Regions from separate parts of the Homo sapiens genome. Here region 2 is linked to region 1. A link is a loop called in an ENCODE intact Hi-C map of the cell type or tissue named here. Cell type or tissue: mammary epithelial cell. All regions are shown on one strand.

What was found. Hi-C counts contacts between places; a loop is a spot of excess contacts. Peaks named below come from ENCODE experiments on the same cell type or tissue, not always from the same donor. Only the 100,000 strongest peaks of a DNase experiment are listed, where the experiment ranks them.
Region 2: a loop joins it to region 1, with 3 times the contacts of the local background. A loop is called at or near these places in 2 of 110 quality-filtered maps.

What each region holds. Positions count from the first base shown.
Region 1 is chr5:4,696,767-4,704,766 of GRCh38, forward strand. No RefSeq gene overlaps it. Among named protein-coding and RNA genes, the nearest start is that of LINC02114, 73 kb to the right of the region's middle. In mammary epithelial cell, a CTCF peak has its summit at 3,611 (motif pointing left); a DNase peak (open chromatin) is centred at 3,505.
Region 2 is chr5:4,864,831-4,872,830 of GRCh38, forward strand. LOC107986400 (a long non-coding RNA gene) reads right to left here and starts at 1,552. Exons shown (of 3, transcript XR_007059111.1): 1 at 1,186-1,552. LOC105374629 (a long non-coding RNA gene) reads left to right here and starts at 1,680. Exons shown (of 2, transcript NR_188249.1): 1 at 1,680-1,757; 2 at 2,449-3,383. RefSeq lists enhancers at 1,685-2,185, 2,186-2,686. In mammary epithelial cell, a CTCF peak has its summit at 3,504 (motif pointing right); no DNase peak of the experiment used is centred here.

The DNA of each region.
Region 1 (8,000 bases):
TTTTGAAAAAATCTACAGCTAATATTTATTTAATCGTGATTTACTTAATGTCCCTCCCAAGATTAGGATATCTATTCTCACCACTTCTAGATATTTTACTCAGAGCAATAAAGAAAACGCATTCTAATTAGGAAGAATGAAGTAAAACTGTCTTTATTTAAAAATAACAAGATTATCTATGTAGGAAATCTGAGGTTATCTCCAAAAGCTAGGGAAGCTAATAAGTGAGTTTAGCAAGTTTGCAAGATATAGGATCAATAAACACATGCTAATTGCGTTTCCACTAGCAATGAATAATTGAAAATTAAAATGCAAATATCAATAGCATCAAAAATATACATCTGAGAAAAGACTTGCAAGAAGCAGAGCGCTGAAAACTACAAAACGTTTCTGAAAGAACTTAAAGAAGACTGGATAAATGGAGTGATAAACTGTGATCTTGGGTTGGCAGATTTAATATTGTTAAGATGTCTATTTTTTTTTTCAAATTGGCCCGAAGTTTAAACTCAATCCCAATCAAAATTTCAGCAGATATTTTTGGTATAAATGGGCAAACTGCCTCTAAAATTTATAGGGGAATGCAAAGGACATACCTCAAACAATATTGAAAAATAACAAATTCAAGAAATAATATTCCCTGACTTCAAGACTTATGATAAAGCCCATCAGTCAAGGCCATGTGGTATCAAGATTGACTGATAGATCATTACAACAGAAAATAGAGTTAAGGAACATAGCCACACATATATGAACAAACGATTTTTGGAAAAGTGGCAAAGACTATTTGGTGATGATGTGATAGTTTTTTGAACAAATTTTGCTGGAATTTTTTTTTTTTTCTTTTGAGATGGAGTCTTCCTCTGTCACCCAGGCTGGAGTGCAGTGGCGCGATCTCGGCTCACTGCAACCTCCACCTCCTGGATTCAAGCGATTCTCCTGCCATAGCCTCCTAGTAGCTGGGACTACAGGCACGTGCACACACAGCTAATTTCTGTATTTTTAGTAGAGACAGGGTTTGACCGTGTTAGCCAGGATGGTCTCAATCTCCTGACCTTGTGATCTGTGAGACTCGGCCTCCCAAAGTGCTGGGATTACAGGCGTGAGCCACCGTGCCCAGCTGCTGAAATATTTTAATATCCATTTGTAAAATAAAAATAAACTTTGAACTATACCTTTATATCGTATACAAAATTTGTCTAAAAAGAGACCGTAGAGCTAAATACAAAATCTAAAAATAAACATCAAGAAGAAAACACAGGATCCTTGTGACATTGGCTTAGATCAATATGTGTTAGACATGACACCAAATCCCAGTCTGTAAAATAAAAAGACTGCAAATTGACCTTCATCCAAATTAAAAACTTCTCTTCTTCAAAACACAGTTTCAGAGAATAAAAACAGAACAAAAGATTGAGTAAAATATTTGCAAATCCTGTGTCTAATAAAGAACTTTTACCACAAATGTGAAAAAAACAAAACTTGATAATAAGAAAACAAAGAGTCCAATTTAAAAATGAACAAATGATCTGAACAAACACATTGCCAAAGAAAGGACACTGATGTCAAACGATCACATCAAAGATGCTCAGCATCCTGTGTCATTAGGGAAGTGCAAATGAAAACCACAGCAATACCACTGCATACCTGCTAGGATGACCAAGTTGCAGAAAAATAAATAAAATAAAATAATGTAAAATAAAGGTAAGCCTACAAAGTGTCAGGGAAGATATGGAGAAACTCAAGCACGTGTATACTGCTGATAGGAATGTAAAATGACAATAAGTTTGGAAAACAGTGTATGTTTCTGCAAAAGTTAAACATGCCCTCCCAATATGATTTGGCCATTCAATTTCTAGAAATTTACCCTCCAGAAATGAAACCAAATGTATACACATATACATTTGCACAATGCGTGTTTATTACAACCATATCATAGTCAACAACGAGAAATAGCTCAAGTGCTCATCAAGAGGTGAACAGATAAACCAGCTGGGGTATATGCACCCAGTGGAATACTATTCAGCCATGAAAAAGAATGAACTATGGATACACGCTACGACATGGATGGATGTCAAAATAATTACTCTGAGTGAAAGGAGTCAGGAAAAAAATGATACGTTGTATGATTCCTATACATTTCTAAAACATGCAAACTCATCTGCAGAGCTCGAAAGCAGATCAGTAGTCATTTGAGGATCACAAGGGAGGGTGAAAAGGAGGAATCACAGTGAAACTTTTAGAGATGATTAGTATGTTCATTATCTTGATTGTGGTGATAGTTCATGGGTGAGAACTTATGTTAAAGCTCATCAAACCGAACACTTCAAATATGTGCAGTCAATTTTATGTCAAATAGACCTCAATAAAGCTGATTTTCAAAGTCTTATTAAGATCATCACGTTAATTAGCTTAATAACCATTCCAGCTTGCACATTGAAACACGCATTTTCTTTTATTTCCTCCTAACAGGCAAGGCTGCAGGAGGCAGCTGAATCATCACTTCTGGCTTGACCATGCTCTTTCTTGCTACTGGCGAAGTGAAGCCCACCCAGGGGAGTGTTCCCACATGCACAGAAAGCACACATTGACCTGGCAGATGTGATATGAACATGGAATTGGGACCTACGGAACCTGCCCATTTTATATGGGCAAGTCTTGGTGTTTAGAATGATGTGCTGATTTACTTAGGATTAAGCTTATGTGTCTTTGTTCACTTAGTTAAAGCAAGAGGCTGACAATATCCCAGTGATGCCAATATATGAAAGAAAACTCCAGGGCAGCGTTTATCACAGTGGACATCTTGTTACAAAGCATGTCCACTTCAGAAAAATGCAAAAAAAAAAAAGACATAATTGCTTTTTTGCTTCAGTGGAGGGTATATTTTTAATCATGTGAGCTCTTTATAAACTCAAATCGACTTTATTTTTTAACGTGTATGTCTTGCTTGGAAAGAAACCTTCATTCCTTTCCTCAGTTCTGTGACTTCACCACTGCACAAGTGCCACTTGTCACCCTTGGACTTGCCCGTCTTCCCAGACCAGCTTATTCCACTCAGAACAGCAATGGCAATGCAGTTTCTGGAACTTTCTCGCTGGTAAACACCAGCTCCTTCTGTATTCCGAATACCTTATTGTTTTGTGACATTATGGTGATGTCCGAGGAATCATTCTTGGTTGATCCTGAGATTAACTGGGTCTAGGAAACATTTGTTTGTGTGAATATGTTTTCACCGCCCCTGCCCTCAGATCAAGATACGGCTCTGAGACTTATGGCAGCCTGTTCATGAGGCAAACTTTCCGAGTTTCAGCCTCTTCGTTTTTGAAATTGTACGTGTTTTTGCCACAGTATTGACATGATTGCATGAAGAGGTATTACGTGTATGTGAAAATATTCAGTAGAGTGCCCCGGGAATTTCTGGCTCCCAAGAAGTGTTAGTTCTTGCTCAATAATCACCCTTGCCATCTGACTGCTATATCAGAAGGTATTCACTTAGCAGTAATTAAGAGGAAAAGCTGATTTTTATCGGCTGCAATTGTTAAGATTAGATTCACACACTGGCAGCTGCCCATGCATTCCTGGTGTAAATGTAGTCCTGTGGCGCCACCCACTGACTGATTCTGGACAGCTGCATGGCTGGTGGCTCTCTAGACTAGACACTTCAACCAGATTCACGCCCAACTCATTTCCCACTGCAATGGTGACTGTGAAATTCATGCAGCTCACAAAGGAAAATGATTTCTCTAAAAGCCTTAATGGTTTTTAAAGTCTTTGGTCAAGAGCCAAGTTAGGTTTACGATGGTAAAAAAAAAAAAAAAAAAAAAAAGCAAGAAAGGAAAATGAAATATTCTCTGTTTATGTATTATGGTCAGATACATTTCAGAAGACATGTTTTAATTAAACCCCTGAGTAGTGAGAAGCTAACCAGTATTTTCTGTCTTCTATGCATCAAGAAAAGTACATGTAAATCAACGTGTTTAAAATAAATAGCAAATCACAAGAATATTGTAGGATTCATTTTTCTTCATTCACCATGGATAAAATCACCATTAAGAGAAGTGCTTTGGAAATTTTTATTTTATGATGTTAGTTCCCCTTTCTCCATTGAAATAAAGGAATATCATGCCACTCACACTAGAATTGAAGAAGAAAAGTTACACTAGGCAAAACCCTCCAAAATATTCTGGAACACCTAATAAAACCAAAGAAATTGCTCTTTAATAGGCCATGGAAAATGTTGCAATTATTACCCAGTGAACCACATAAATTCTTTCGAGTTACATTTTAACTGTAGACTTTCATTTCTATTCCCCAGCAATACAGAAGGAAAACAATTCCAGGCTAATGTTTAGTTCAAATTGAAGGGGAAAAAATGCTTTTCCTGATTCAGATGCCGCATTAACTGCACTAGTGAAAGATTGTGACTTAAATATAACCTGTGTGTCCCTTGTCCTAAAATACGAGTTGGAAAATCCCAAACCTTGTTTCTAAATTTTGTATTTTGAGAAAATTAAAGCTCAGAGGAGTTAAATGTTGAATCCAGTCAGATTACACAGCTGGTTAGTGATAGAACTGGAGAAAGAGATAGATTTTTGGTTCTCAGTTGAGTGGTCTTTTCCCCTTCACTACACTCCTCTCAACGAAATATTAATATTTATGTGGTCATATACATGAGCATATTATAATTTATACTAAAAGTAAAAATGTACTTTCTAAAAACTTTGGAGGAAAACTATCTTCTTAGACATACGGTGGAGAAGTCAAAAGCAAATAAAATATCTTGGGTTATAAAATTTATAAATTTAGAATGCTGTTTCTGCTTTCATGACTGTAAATATGATATTTTTCTTAAGTCTTTGAAATTTCCATGGACTTCTTTCTGCTGACTGATAGATTTCAAAGTCCTGGCACTTCTCAGTTTAACACTGTTGTCTGCAAAATGAATTGTAGGTAACCACATAATAACCAGGATTATGTATCTTAAGATGAATCATTCATTAATTTTTGTCTTCATGATAAAATCTATGTCTGTTCATTCTAAGTTTCTTCAACAGGCAAACATATTTCAAAGTGTAAAAAATATAATGAAGTCATCAATAATTCTGTTACTGAGCATGTCCAAACAAAATAAAATTACAATTTTGGCATACTTCCCAGAGTCTCTCTCTCTCCTTCTTCCTCCTTCTCATCTCAGTCTCTAACTTGTCCATATTGCTTTTCTCATAGTAAATGAGGTAAGCTCATGGTGACTGTTGAAAAACTTCCTTACTTGAGAATATTTTCTGTCTTATATAGGAATAGAAAAAGTTAACAAACATAATTTCCAAATAGAAGGGCTGTGAGCTGGGAAAATTTACACATTTTCTGAATTTGAAGGGCCTAGGACTCTCAGGCTCTTTTCACTTGGGATCGACTATTCCAAGTATGAGCATGCCTGTGTGTGTGTGTGTGTGTGTGTGTGTGTGTGTGTGTGTGTGCTCAGGCCCTGTTGTCAGTGTTTACTGCGGTCTTCAAAAAAAGGCCTTGTGTAGTCTATTTTTTACATTCTGCATAAAATTTTAATGTAAACACTGATTTTGTTAATCTTTGGTCTATTTTGCAAATATTGATGCTTTCTTATTTAATTATGATTCCTTTTTTGATGTACTGAAATTAAAAATCACATAGAAAAATTTATCAAAATGTTTTCAAGGTTTTCTTTCTCTCTCTTGTTTTTTGAGTTAGCAACTTCCTCTTGCCCTTGAGATCTGACATATATATTCATTCATCTTCATTCATCTGCCTTTTGTGGTTTATTAATAGATTCATTAAATATATATTCTAGCCAAAATTTATTTTGGACGTCTCAAAAATAAACCATCTACATTCATCTTTTCCAGGAAGTTAACAAAAAGCATCATGTTTTATCACCAATTTGACACTTTAAAACATAATTTTTATGTTTGTTACGGTTTTTTCACAAATTGAATTAGAGAAGTTGGTTGTCTAATTCGTTTTGTTTCACGAGTATCTTCTGTTCATCTACTGTAATTTTTTATATCAGTAACATACTTTCTGATAACTGTTACAGAGCCAGGAGTTCTTGATCATCGGTTTTGGATGTAGTTTTCTGCCCTTTTATTTTATACTTCTTTTGTATAATCACATTTGAGAAGACATCAATGAAGAGGGTTATAATTTCTCTGGATGTAATTAAACCTTAAGTTTAAAAAATAAAGATATTTTTAAAAATAACATTTTAAGGCATGTCTTAAATATTTCAAAGCATGTCATGCCTATTTATTTAAAAGACAGTCAGGCTTCAGATAAGATTTGACATTTTCTTCAGGTGCATTCCCTATATTTTTTATTTTAATGTTTTTACAGATATTTTCCACTCTTGTGGCCATTGTGAACAGGATGTTAGTAATCATTATAGTTCTATAACTTGTAATATTCTATATTAAAGGATGCTTTTAATTTTGTACAATGAATCATCTGATAAAATGTTACACTATTTTAAATTATGTTTATTCATTTCTCTGTAGTTTGTCAACTAGAATCACAGGGCTTGAAGTTACTTACACGTACTTTTTATCTTTATAGAAAGTCACTTCATTTTTATGGTGTATTTCATATAATTATCTAAAAAATGTTTTAAAATGTTAAGTGATAAAGAGGATATTCAGTTTTTTACTTACATAAAATTGTTCTAATTAAATGCTTTTATAAGATTTTGATTATTTGCATAAATAGAGGTGATGTACGTTAAAGAACTTTCTACTTCAAGTTTCCTGAGTGATCTTCATTTACTTGCTTTTTTTCTTGTTTTAATCAGAAAGGAATATTGAAGATGATGAAATTACTTTTATAGCTCTATTGGAATTATCACTATGAACACATAGGCCATATGAGGGGATTTACTAATATTTGTATTCTACTTCACTTTTCTACAGCTGATGTCATTAAATCTATTCTACAATTTCTTTGAGTTTGGTAATTTAATACTTTATTCACTAGGAATGTTAGTACATTTAATTTAATTTAATTTTTTGGTTTAATTATGAAACTAATTAAGGCTTTAAATTTACCTCTGAGCACTCTATTAGTTAAATCTCCTAAGGACTTTTTGCAGATATATCTTCTTAATTTTAAATGTAATCAAGAGATGTTAACATACATTTTAGAAAAGAATTTAGGTAACTCTAACATTTATTTTACAAGAGACCCAGAAATAGCATTATTTCCATTTTTATTCTCTGTTGCTGCAAAATAAACTTTTTCATGTTACAACAACAATATGGTTATTCTGCGGATTGACTGAGCTCAGATATATGGTTTCCAGCTTTGTGCAATGTTGGCTGGAGCTGGAACCACTGGAAAAGTTCCAGCTTTCCACTATCTTGTGAATCTACATTGTTTACAACATTACAATACCACTTCTAGTTTCCAGAGAAACTTTTCACATGAGGACAAAGAAATATGCACATGGACATTCAGAGTAGCACATCCGTATCCGTCATAGCAACAACTGGAAATAACTGAAAGGCCTACTGGCAGGAGAATGGATAATAGTATCTCACAAGGTAGAACTAGACAATGGTGTAGATAAACTCATTGCAATTACATGCAAAAATACGTGTGAATTGGGCTGGGCATGGTGGCTCATACCTGTAATCCTAGCACTTTGGGAGGCCAAGGCAGGTGGATCACTTGAGGTCAGGAGTTCGAGGCCAGCCTGGCCAATATGGTGAAACCCCATCTCTACTGAAATAATACAAAAATTAGCCAGGTATGGTGGTGGCACCTGTAATTCCAGCTACTCGGGAGGCTCAGGCATGAGAATCACTTGAACCTAGTAGGTGGAGGTTGCAGTGAGCCGAGATCATGCCACTGCACTCCAGCCTGACACTCTGTCTCAAAACAAAAAAAAGTGTGAATCTTAATGATGTAACTTGAATGAAAAGAAAGCCCCAGAGCATATCTATTAATATGTATATGTTATATATATATAGCAATGTATA
Region 2 (8,000 bases), 170 kb after region 1:
AACAAACAGACCCATTAAAAAGTAGGCAAAGAACATGAACAGACACTTTACAAATGAATACAGACATGCAGCCAAAAAGCATATGAAAAAAAAATACTCGGTGTCACTGATTATTAGAGAAATGCAAATCAAAACCACAATGAGATACCATCTCACAGAAGTCAGAATGGATATTATTAAAAAGTGAAAAAACAACAGATGCTGGTGAGGTTGTGGAGAAAAGGGAACACTTATATACTGTTGATGGAAGTGTAAATTAGTTCAACCATTGTGAAAAGCAGTATGGCCATTTCTCAAAGAGCTAAAAGCAGAAATGCCTTTCAACTCAGCAATCCAATTATGGAGCATATATCCAGAGGAATAAAAATCATTCTACCATAATGACAAATAGACATGAATGTTCACTGCAGCACTCTTCACAATAGTAGAGACATGGAATCAACCTAAACGCCCATCAATGACAGAGAGAATAAAGGAAATGTGGTACATATATACCATGGAATACTACACAGCCATAAAAAAAAGAATGAGATTATGTCCTTTGCAGGAACATGGGTGGAGGTGGAGGACATTATCCAAAGCAAACTAACCCAGGAACAGAAACCAAATATTGCATGCTCTTACTTATAAGTGGGAGCTAAATGACGAGAACACATGGACACAAAGAAGAGAACAACAGACATTGGGGCTTCCTCGAGGGTGGCGGGTGGGAGAAGAGAAAAAAATAACCACTGGGTACTAGGCTTAATACCTGAGTGACAAAATAATCTGTCACAAAACCCCTGTGACTCTGACTTCTTGGCCAGGTTTATTCTCAGATCTGATTCCTGCCATGATCCCTCGTGAAACTGTGCTACTTTCAGAAGAATGTGGATTCTGCGTTTGTAATTATAACCCTGCTAGAATGATTACTTGATTAAGGTTGACTTTACTCCCAGCCTGTAAACTTGAGATCAGCTTATTCGTAGTTAAATGGTAGCACTGGCTTCCATGCTGTGCCTGCTGTCAGTAGGTACCCGGGTAATAGGGAGTAAACCAGCAAGTTCTATGTTCTGAAAATCCGCTCGAAAGCCCATGTTAGCTGGAAAGGTTTGGGGAAATAAATTACTGTCTTAGTTCATTACGGTTGCCATAACGAAATACCAAAAACTGGGTGGTTTATAAACAACAAAATTCATTGCTCACAGTTCTGGAGTCTGCAAGTCTAAGATCCACGCAGGGGCAGATTCAGTGCCTGGTGGGGGCTTCCTGGTTCATAGATGCTGGTTGTCTTCTGTCTGCGCCATCACGTGGTGGAAAAAACAAGGGCGTTCTTTGTCTCTTAAATAAGAGAACGAATTTCATGTACCAGGGTTCCGCCCTCATGACCTTCCACGTACGAGGGTCCCGCCCTCATGACCTTCCACGTACGAGGGTCCCGCCCGCATGAACTTCCGCGTACGAGGGTCCCGCCCTCATGACCTTCCGCGTACGAGGGTCCCGCCCTCATGAACTTCCGCGTACGAGGGTTCCCGCCCTCATGGCCTTCCGCGTACCAGGGTCCCGCCCTCATGGCCTTCCGCGTACGAGGGTCAGGCCCTCATGACCTTCCGCGTACGAGGGTTACGCCCTCATGACCTTCCGCGTACGAGGGTTACGCCCTCATGACCTTCCGCGTACGAGGGTTACGCCCTCATGACCTTCCGCGTACGAGGGTTCTGCCCTCATGACCTTTTCACCTTCCGGAGGTCCTGCCTCCTAGCCCCATCACCTTGCGGGTGAGGATTTCAACAGATGAATATGGCGGTGGGGGGGTGTAAACATTCCGATCGCAGCAGCCACCCACGTATCACCTTGGTCTGGGGTGTAGCAGGCATTGCCAGGGCTCAGCCAAAGCCGGGCTCCAGCTGCTCGTGGAGATAACAAAGGCTTCTGTGGCCTCATCTACTTCATTGTGACGAGGTCGAGGCTGTAAGGGGCCAAGTGGATGATTTAGCTCAACAGCTAAATGATGTTCTGGGAGAAAGGGACTGAGGCTGCCGTGGACAGTGGTCATCTCGGGCTTCGAAGTATCTATTCCAGCTTCCTAAGGGCTCACCCTTGTCCTGGGGTGAAATGATCCTCCCACCACGCCCACAGCCCACGGTGGAGGGGTCATTCCTGGCACCTCCTCCCGCAATTGGATTACAAGGGTTCCCAGGCCGAGTCCACTCCGCGGCTGCGTGAGAGGTGGGATGCGGGCAGAGCTCAGCCGCCCGCACCCGCTCTCCCAGGGCCCTTAGTGTTGAGCAGCAGTGGGAGAACCGTAAGGCTGGCTGGAGACGTAGGTGGAATCCTCCGTATAAGTCTCAGCTGTCCTCTTCAGTCAATTGTGTGCGCCTACTGCACCTTTCCCGGCGTGGCCGGTTCCCACCACCCCACCCCCTCCCGCCCCCGTCAGCCAGAGACCCTTTTCCTTTAACTTCTTAGGTCAATGTGAAGTCAACGTCTAATGGACCCGAGTTCAGCCAAGAACACACACCAGTTGTTCCAGGGAAGAATCTCATGGTGAAGCACTAGTGAGCGTCCAAGCAACTCCCAGCCTAACCTCACCGGTCTGACTGTGGGGCTGCTTCTGCCACGGCTCCTGGCTGGCGATGGGGCTGTCAGCGTGTCAGCCAACCATGCATTGCAGATGCACTTTGAAGAAAATTAATGTACCTGGGTACTTATGGGACTCCCTGAATGAGTGGGTATAATTGAAATAGCCGGGACATCAAAAAGCTGGAACACTGGGAGCCTGGCCCTAGGGTGGCGGAGGCCACAACGGAGCCCCCAGCCGGTTGGAAAGAGGCTTCCTATGCTCTCCTTTCCATGCCACTGCGGAAGTGCTAGGGAACAGGAAGACCAGGGCATTGCCAAGTGAATAATAACAACCATGTGTGCGGCGTTCACGATACCCCAGGCTCAGTGAGCCTTTTACTCAGGGTCTCATGTGATGCTGAAAACAATCCCATGAAGTTTAGAAGCCTGTGCACACGAAGAGACGTGGTGTTTCCCTATTGATCCAAACTGCATGCTGACCTGTTCCTGCCAGGGCTGCGCTCCTCCTGCTTTGCCCTGGCTCTCCCGTTCTGCACTCCCTCTTCTACCGGGAATTCCTGGAAGCACCTTTTATTCACAGTGCCTGCTTTGAATAGATACAAATACAATTTGTATCTTATGTAGTCCATTCCACACAATTGAAAATATAATGTAATAAAAATCAGAAAAGTAAATCCAGGAAAGTCTCTAACACATATTAGGGCCTCAATAAATGGACCCTAAGAGGGTGGGGAAATGGCTTTGGTTTTTAACTGTGCTTCTTTTGAGCTTGATGCTGTTAACTTAGTACAATCTATCAATAAATATCGTCATCAAGAAAATATTAAAGGTGTACCTGAGTCACAGGGGAGGAGGTGCAGGGCTTCTGAGAAAATGTCCTTCAGTCACCAGCCGGTGAACAATGGGACTCGTTATTGTCCCCTCACCCTGCATACCACCAGGGGGCACTGATGAGCTGAGAAAGACTCTGTGGTCCAAAAACGGTACCAAATGAAAAGGCCACTTCCCAGCCTCTGTAATAAAAGGCGAAAAGCAGTCAGGGAATTTAGTCAAGACCTTATTCAGATGGCGGGAGGAGAGGGGGCGGAGCAGCCAGTGTTGAAAAGGGTTTTATCCAAACCAGTTTAATATCTTTAAAAAAAATTGTTGGGCATTTTTTTTTTTTTTTTGAGACGGAGTTTCACTCTTGTTGGCCAGGATAGCAATTTTTACTTCTGATAATTTTCTCCTCACTACTGTCAAATCAAGTTTAGCTTAAAGCTGCCTTCTTACATATTTTCAATTTCGCCTAAAGGTTTTTTGGTACATTAGAAACTATAACTGTGTAAACAGACTGTAGCCCATACACTGAATTTGGCCAATCAAATGTAGCCAACTCTTTGAACCTTGTTCTAATAAGGCCAACACCAAGTTGCAACCAATCTAGCTGTTTCTATACTTCGATTCCCTTTTCTGTCCATAAATCTTCCACCACACGGCTGCACTGGAGTCTCTGAGCCAACCCTGACTCAAAATGCTGCCTGATTCATGAATTGTTCCTTATTCAAACACCTTTAAATTTAATTTGGCTGAAGTTTTTCTTTTATCACTACTTTTTAAAAATCTCCAAATGGGTTATTCTCTTTTATCCCCTAATCAGATTTGATTCTCTTTTGTTCTCTAATTAGATTTATTTAGATTCCCTAATAAGATTTTATTGGAAAAAAAAAAAAAAACCTTTTTAATCATCTTTTTTGGACCAGGATGTACAGGGTTGCATCCACAGATGTGTAGTTGGTTTTCCCAGTGCAAATTCATAAGTGCTGGGCAAAATGGCCTCGTGTAGGGCTCAGAACTCCGGCCCTGTGAGCACCATTGTTCTAGAAAGATCTGTGTTCTAGGAAGAACACTTAACCATTTCTAGAACGTTTCTTCTAGAAAGAACAAAGAACCATTGTTCTGTGGTTCTAGAAAGGTGCTTCCACAAATCCCCAACCAGTGGGTGAAGCACAGAAAGGCAGAACAAGAGAAAAGCAGGAAGAGCAAGGCTGGTGAGAGCCACAGCAGGAGTGGGTCAGAATATAGCCTGCAGGGTCAGTACCCTGGAGGAGACGCAGGTCTGGGAAGAAGCGGCTCTCCCCAAATCCTCAGCCTTCACTGACCGCCTCTCTCCTGACAACTAGGACGATGCAATTTAACTCCTTGTTATTTACTGCTGAGTTATCTAACATAATTGTCGGGACTGGTCTAGACTTCCAGAGCCCCCTAACTCACATGAGGCATGAGAACCCAGCAATCTGTGCACTTAATGTGTCCGACACTGCATTCGGGCTCTGAAACCCTCATGGACCTGGGTCTCCCCGGTTGCTTGGAGGGCCCTGCATTCTGCCTCAGGGCATTTTGTGCCAGCCCTGTCCTGCTAAATACTAGACAGACTGCCTGGACACATAGGATGGGGGTTCTCCTGAGCTTCAGGACAGATGCAGGGAAGTGCTGTGCCTCCTTACCAAGAAATGGGTGCGTGCTTGGCAGGACTGGGTCTAAGGCTTGCCTTTCTTGTGCCACTCTTGTGCCACTCTTCCTGGGAGCAAGTTCATGTGGAAAAATCTCCGACCCACCTAGAGTAACCAACGGGCACACCAGTGTGAACAATACAGCGTCTGGCAAAAGAGAAGCCACGTGCAGGGAAGCGATGTGTGCCTTTGTGCCTTGGGGTCTCCATCTGAAGCTTCGTTTAGTGGCTGAACATTGAAGCAGTGGAGGATCCACCAACTCATGTGCAAAGTCAGCTACTCCATGAAAGCCCTCAGGACCATGGAGGCCAGGATGCCGGGGACTGTCTCTGCCAAAGCTCCCTGTGGGCCAGGCTGCATCTTCCTGCAGTGGACACTGGCCCACAGCTTCTCCTTCACTCCAGTGGAGTCAGGGAGGGAGCCCACTGTGACTTGTCCCCACCTAGATTGTTAGCACTGGTATCCTGGCCTTCAATAGCAGCACCCATCTCCCTCTCTGGAGAGGACAGACACCAAAGGATGCTGAACAAAGCACAGGACCTGCGCGGAGAGGACCACGTTTAAACCTAAAGGCACTGATATGGTTTGGCTCTGTGTTCCCAGCCAAATCTTATACTGAATTGTGATCTCCATAATCCCCACCTGTCAAGGGTGGGACCAGGTGGGAGGTGATTGAATCATGGGGGTGGTGTACCCCATGCTGTTCTTATGATAGTGAGTGACTTCTCACGAGATGTGATGGCTTTATAAGGCAGTTTTCTCTGCTCTTCCTCGCTCTCTCTTTCTTGCTGCCATGTGAACGAGGTCTTTGCTTCCCCTTCACCTTCTGCCATAATTGTAAGTTTCCTGAGGCCTCTCCAGCCATGCGGAACCATGAGTCAATTAACCCTCTTTTCTTTATAAATTACACAGTCTCAGGCAGCTTTTTATAGCAGTGTGAGAACTAACTGATACATGTACTTCTGGGTACCAAGAGATGCCAGCTACAAATACTATACCATAAATTTAATTCTATATGAAATGCTTAATAGGAATTGGCTTTTAAAAGAATTATATGATGCAGATAAACTCAAATTGAAAAATAGTCTACAAATTCTGGCACTCTTCAAAAACACCAATATGGTGAAAAATAAACAATGGCTAGAGAACATTACAGAATAAAGGAGACTAAAGAACATGGCAACTCAATGCCATGTGTGAAAAAAATTACCATAAAGATGCCATAAAACTCGAATATAGATTGTGTATTAGATATTAGCTTTGTATTGATGTTGAATTTTCTGAGACTAATAAAGGCACTTAGGTAATTTGAGAGAATACTCTCTTTTTCGTGAGATACATGCTAAAGATCAAAGGAGTGAAAGATTATGACACCTGTGATTTACTCTCAAATAGTTCTTCCAATCAGCAAAACAACTACATGTGAGTATAACTGTGTATTCACAGGTGGGGAGGGTGATGGTTCAAATGCAGCGACATTTTTAAAAGAATATCATGTGGACAATGTGTTTCAATCCTTCGGCAAAATTCAGTAGATTTGGATTTCCAAATCGCGAGTGTCCTGGCATAGGAGAGAAATGAGAGGAGACCAACGAGGGCAAAAGGCGACAATATAGCAGAGAAGACAATTCTGAATTTTTCTTAAGTGAAAATGGAATTAAAGAGCTTTAAAAAAAAATAAAGTGCAAATGGAACAGACCTGATGATAAATTTCTAAATTTTAAAGTTTTAGTTAGCTTGATTTTTCATCTAAAACAACTCATGAATTTGGCAAATTTTGAACAGAATTCCCAAAGCCCAGAATGAAGCTGTAGGGTCCCAGCCGTGTCTTGCTAGTCATCTCTCACTTTTGCTACTAGCGAAGAAGAAGGTGGAGAAGCTTTCACAGGAAGGAAGGGAAGCTGAGGAAGAGGGGGCTCTGTCATGAAGAAACGGAGGAAGAGAGGGCTCCGTCATAAAGAAGCAGTGACAGGGGACCCCTTAGAGAAGCCGAAGAGGGAGCAGAGATAAGGAAGACAGAAACCAGCACAGGCCAGGGAGCCCCCTGGGGAAAGATGCAGAGCCCAGATGACGCTGCCTCCCCACAGGTTGCAGCACCCAGGAGGCTCCAAAGGCCTGGCCCCACCACCCAGCCCCACGGCCCTATGTTCAGGAGCCATCCAATTAGCCTGAGCTCAGCTTGCTTCTGATGGGGAACAGAATCCTTCACCCATGTTTGGAAGTCAGTTGACTAGAGATTTAGCCTGGAGACAGGTGGGTTTTCCTGATTTGAGCCTGGAAATGTGAACCAGGAGGATTTGGTTATCATCTCCGTACAGCAAGTGTGAGCCATCTGGGACTTATGTACCTCACCAGCTGTGATGCTGGAATCCTCCAGGCCTCTCATCACACCTGTCTGAGGATTCCTAGCAAAAAATTAATGTCATGGCCAGCAACCACATCTATGCGTACATCACACTCAAACCTGGACGTGAGTCTAGGGAGGTATCGGCAGCCTTCAAGCATTTGAAGGCATGTCCAGCAGAAAGGGGAAGAACTGGAATTACTGGACGTGGTGCCTTTAACATTTCTCCCTGAGACATGGTTTTGAATCCAGATCATGATTTGTCCATGAGAATAATTCCTGTCACTATTCCGTCAGGGAAATCAGTTTATCAGATGCATTTCTTAGAGTGTAGAGTATAGTGTTCTAAAATAAACATACTTTAATTGTCAGCTACCTCTTTAGAAATATACCTCCTTATAAACATTTGCTCGTCTGCACTGACTTTCCCACTGGGTAATTGCCTTTCTAAAGACAAGATATGTATCCTTAAGAGCACTTTGCACACTGGCTATTATTAAGGAAAGAAAGAATATAAACATAAAATAAATGTTTACGAATTTGAGAAATAGAAAATAAATGTGTAAAATTCCCTAAAATGAATTACATATGAAGTTTGTAGA